Linked DNA regions of Homo sapiens: region 1 is linked to region 2. A link is a loop called in an ENCODE intact Hi-C map of the cell type or tissue named here. Cell type or tissue: HepG2. All regions are shown on one strand.

Evidence for each region. Hi-C counts contacts between places; a loop is a spot of excess contacts. Peaks named below come from ENCODE experiments on the same cell type or tissue, not always from the same donor. Only the 100,000 strongest peaks of a DNase experiment are listed, where the experiment ranks them.
Region 1: a loop joins it to region 2, with 4 times the contacts of the local background. A loop is called at or near these places in 24 of 110 quality-filtered maps.

What each region holds. Positions count from the first base shown.
Region 1 is chr17:15,431,928-15,434,427 of GRCh38, reverse strand. No RefSeq gene overlaps it. Among named protein-coding and RNA genes, the nearest start is that of CDRT4, 34 kb to the left of the region's middle. In HepG2, no CTCF peak of the experiment used is centred here; DNase peaks (open chromatin) are centred at 17 and 1,047; H3K4me3 peaks cover 873 bases.
Region 2 is chr17:15,259,556-15,262,055 of GRCh38, reverse strand. It overlaps PMP22 (peripheral myelin protein 22), which reads left to right. Exons shown (of 5, transcript NM_000304.4): 2 at 1,295-1,406. The coding sequence starts at 1,329. LOC124903931 (a long non-coding RNA gene) reads right to left here and starts at 1,097. Exons shown (of 2, transcript XR_007065632.1): 1 at 921-1,097. RefSeq lists a silencer at 1,045-1,164. In HepG2, a CTCF peak has its summit at 1,127 (motif pointing left); DNase peaks (open chromatin) are centred at 685 and 1,165; H3K4me3 peaks cover 1,819 bases; H3K27me3 peaks cover 641 bases.

The DNA.
Region 1 (2,500 bases), 170 kb before region 2:
ACAGAGTATGGTATTTACCCATTTGCAAATTCCACGGTTGGCGTTTAAACAGTTGAAGTTTAACCTCGGCAACATGACTGAGCCTGCTGGTCATTTTCATGTTGGCAGGGGCTATTAGGACATCAAATAGTTCCACATTCTGCAGCCTTTTTAGCAGTGGCCTGGGAGCATGTCTTAAAGGAGATTAGTCTGCATGACAGATAAGAGGCTGCAGGAGGCTGGGCACGGTGGCTCACACCTGTAATCCCAGCATTTTGGGAGGCTGAGATGGATGAATCACCTGAGGTGAGGAGTTTGACACCAGCCTGGCCAACATGGTGAAACACCGTCTCTACTAAAATACAGAAAAAATTAGCCAGGCATGGTGTTGGGTGCCTGTAATCCCAGCTACTCAGCAGGCTGAGGCAGGAGAATCACTTGAACCCGGGAGGTGGAGGTTGCAGTGAGCCAAGATCGCGCCATTGCACTCTAGAGCCTGGGCAACAAGACCGAAACTGTGTCAAAAAAAAAAAAAAAAAAAAAAAAAGCTGCAGGAAAGTGTTCAAGGAGGTAACTGCATAAACAAAGGCGCAGTGCAGATGTGGGCAAGCCAGATATTTGGGGGTGGCCCAGGAGCCCTCTAACTGGAATAGAGGTCGGGTGAGACCTAAACAAGGAGCAGTTATCGAGTTTATCAACAGCAAGTGTAAGAGCCACTTTGGAATGAGACCAGAGCAGTATGACCAGTCCCTTAGTCTTTTTTTTTTTTTTTTTTTTTAGGACAGGGAAAACAAGACGGGCACCCTGAGGTAGGGATTTTGATCCTTGGGTCCTAAAGGGGGTCTTCAGAGGCAGTGGAGGAGTCACATGGAGCAGCGCAGCTCTCGGTGGTGGAATCCCAACCAGGGACTGACGATGCATCCAGGAAGATGAGAATCTAGGAGTAGGAATGCCGGCCCTGCAGCCTCACTCCATGTGGACAGCGGTTGTGAAAAGATGGTTAAAGTGCTTTGCGAGCTGGGTCCAAGCAGATGTACACATCTGGACAATGTGGCTCTTTTCAGCCTTGATTGAGTCATTCATTCTTGGAGGCTTTTTGGAATCCCCACACTTTTAGACCAAAGGGCACATTTTCAGAGCCCACACATTATCAGTGCCAGATAAGAGTAGACAGATTGAGAAACCAGGGGAGGTAGAGCCAGGGAAGGGGAGTAAACACAACCTGAGGTTTATTGTGATCTGATGTTGTCAGAGCCTGGGCTGAAGCTAAGGGCTGGGCTTATGTTTGTCAAGCAATCAGGAAAACCTCTGTCTTCTTCTTTCACTACACATCCCCACATCACCTTCCCTCTGTCTCTCACCAGGAACCCAAGGCTTCAGCCAGCTACTGTGGTGCTTGCAAACCCCACAACAGTGTCCTAGATCTGTAAGGCATGGCTAGGCTGGGCCTGTCCCCAGCTCTGAGCATGTGTGTGGGAACATGGGGGCATGCTGGGCAGGGCCAGATGGAGATGAAGGAATACCTCATGTTAGGTGGGGCTTGAAGCCACCCCATATTCTCTGCCTTGAGCCTGACAATTATCTGATTTCTTTATGGGGCAGGCCAGAATATACAGGTGCCCACTCTTGTTAGCACACTGCTCAGGGCAGCAGATGGCATGGAAAAGACCTTGGACTTGGTGCTGAGACCTTGTCTTTTCTCCCAGGCCCTATATTCCAGGGCCAATGGAAATTCCAACCCCATCTATGGCCTTTCTAGGAAGCTTCTATTGCTGGGGGCCCAGCAAAGCTCATGGTATCAATTCACTTCCTTTCTAGATTCAATTGGTCAGCCACCTGGAGCATTCCATTATTTTTGGTAGACAAAGGGATGTGAGAGGCCACAGGATTTCAGGCAAGTTAAAAACCTGACCCTTGGGGTTGTTTCTGTGTGTCTGCCAATGGGGAGGGTTTTTATGGAGAGCAAAGTTAGTTCCAGAAGTTCTAACTTGTGGAAGGAAGAAAGGTGGCCTTCAATGTGCCAAGGTCTCTTGCTCACATTTTTGCATTTTGGAGCTTGTTTAAGCTCCCATAGGCTTAGGCCTATGCTCCCTAGTTGATTAGATAATTATGGAAGGAGGAGAGCCCTTTCGAGATTGGAACTTGGGCCTCTCAATTCCAAGTGCAGGCAGCTTCCCCTAAATTCAGATCTCCTCTTCATTGGTGTTACCCATGACAACCCTGCTGGTGTTCTCAAGTAGAGCAGATGTGTTTGTCCAGTAGCTGCTGACCCCAGTTTCAGCCATGGCTCCTCTACTGTGAAGCAGCCCCGTTGGAGACCCCTCTTCATGTGGCCAGTTTACCGTGTGTCCCTGGACCAGCAGAGGTAGGATGGTGAGGCTGGAGGTCCCATGAGACCTGGGTGAGGTCAGCTGTGTTTGCCGTTATATTTCCAGAGCCCTGCAACGGCCTGGCACAGAGTCGGTGCTCAAGTATTTATTGAGCAAGTGATTTGTGAGAACAAGGCTTAGCACCCAATCTA
Region 2 (2,500 bases):
CTGCCATCGGCTTAATTCAAACCCTCTGGGAGTCATCAGAAATCCTTGTTTATTTCTTCCAGTGCATTCCAGAGTTTCTTTGAATGTGATGCTTGTGGAGAGGAACAGAGGGGCCTGGGATTGGGTACTTTCCAAACTGGGTTATTGAAACGTTGTCTCCCTGGCCCAAGACTCTGCCTAAAATGGTCCCCAGAGTCTCAGCCAGATCTTTCACAGCCATGCATGTCCTCTAACAGGTCATCCCAGCCTTCAGTTCCCCCAAAGTTTAAAATGAGGGGCGAGGACCGCATTACTTGGGATAAATGTCCTGCCGGCTCTGACCGGCTGAAATTCTCGGACTCAGCCTTTTACCCTCTGTCTCTCTCTCCCGTCCGCTGGACATCTACTCCCTTCGGTCCAGGCTCCTGGGCTCCTGTCCCACCGCACCCAGACCGGAGCTCAGGCTTGTTGGGGTTCGTGTCCTGGCTTTGAGTGCCTGGGGTGCAGACTGGACCCCTAGGCGAGCACGTGGGTCTAGCGCAAGAGCAGAATGCCCCCTGACCCCAGGGGCTGCCTGGGGAAGCGCGCGGTGGACGGGAAGCGCAGGGTCCGGGCAACCCTCTCGAGCCATTCTTTTCTTTCCACACTACTCTGGCTCTGCACCACCTCTCCGGAGCCGCCAGAGTCTGCGCGAGGCTGAGCTGGGGCCAGGACCGTTCCTCTACGCTGGCAGAGTTGGGTGGAAACTTGGAGACAAACGGAATGCGGAGAGCACTGGGGTCTGGGAAACCAGCCTCCTCGCCGCTGTCTCCCCCACCGCATGCCACGGCTGTCTCCAGGTCTCAGACGGAAATCTGGGCACCTACTCCCCTCACCCCTACCTCCACCCCATAGGGGAATTCACCATCTGAACCGGGGTCTCGGAGAACGTGACCTCTCACCTTCCAGGGAGGTCGCCGGGAGGTGCTTGGGGTGGGTGGAAGCGTGCAGTGGCCTCTGCTCATATTTTCTGGAAACCCCTCCGTTCCCTGGGTGGTTTTAGACGTGCGAACCGCTTGTTTTGTTTCCAAAAGCAAAAGATGTTCCGTTGCAGGCGGGCCCGGCTGGGCGCTGGGCACTGGGCGCTGGTCCTGCAGGCGGCTGCTGCCCCCTCTCGGCGGCAGGCGGCGCGAAGGCTCCTGACCCGCGCGGGCGGTCGGGCTGCGGGCGCTGGGCCAGGCCGGGCCTTCCGCTAGTGCGCGGGACCCTCCCTCTGCGCGCGCCTCCGTCGCTCGGCCCAGTGCGTTCGGCCTCACGCCCAGCGCTCTCCTCGCAGGCAGAAACTCCGCTGAGCAGAACTTGCCGCCAGAATGCTCCTCCTGTTGCTGAGTATCATCGTCCTCCACGTCGCGGTGCTGGTGCTGCTGTTCGTCTCCACGATCGTCAGCGTGAGTGCCTGGCGGGGAGGCTCCCTGCGCGGCCCGCCCTTCCCCATCTGGGTTCCCAGCCCGTGCTCCTGCTGGTTCAGGACTGTGTTATTTGCAGACAGTTGGAAGTCTCAGACGTCCCAGGGAAGTTTCTGGCAATCTGCCCCCTTCCAGTTGCTTTGAGAAAACGAGAGCAGATTCAGTGATAGGAACCAAGCGAGCGCTGGGCTGGGTTAGCTGCGCAGGTCTCTATTTAAGCCAAGTAACTTCAGAGCCGATCTAGGGTCCCCGACCTTCATTTGACAAGATTGTTTAACTTTTTTTTTTCTTGATGCAGCCTCGTTGAAGAAGAGGAGTATTTATGATTTTTTTTTCTCCAAACCATAGTCAGATGGGTGAATTAATTTATAAAACACCCTTTTAGGACTTGAAATTGGAAAGTTAAAATGGGCTTTTCTGGAAAAGAGTTCACAGGTCCCATGTCGGCTTTATGGCATGAACACAACACATTGTTAGTAAAGCTTCCACTGGTAGGAACAGGCCATCAGAGTAACTTCTGTTACAAAACTGTCCAGCCCATTAGATCTTAAAGTTATTTTCTTGGCGATGAAGATGAGCAGACATTCAGGCAGTTTTCCAGTGGTGGCTTTCACTTCTTAATTTAAGGCACATTGTAAGCATGATTTTCTTTTTCGTTTTCTTTTCTTTTCTTTTCTTTTTTTTTTTTTTTTTGAGATGGAGTCTCCAGCCTGTCACCCGGGCTGGAGTGCAGTGCCATGATCTTGGCTTACTGCAACCTCTGCCTTCCGGGTTCAAGCCATTCTCCTGCCTCAGCCTGGGATTACAGGTGCCCGCCACCACGCCTGGCTAATTTTTTTTTTTTTTGTATTTTTAGTAGAGACGGGGTTTCACTATGTTGGCCAGGCTTGTCTCAAACTCCTGACCTCATGATCCGCCCACCTCTGCCTCCCAAAGTGCTGGGATTACAGGTGTGAGCCACCGTGCCCGGCCTGTAAGCATGATTTTCTAGTCTCTGTGAGAAATAATTATGTTGGGGATTTGTGACTTAGTTTAACATTTACAAGCATCTTCACAGTATCTCCATTGTGCCTGGT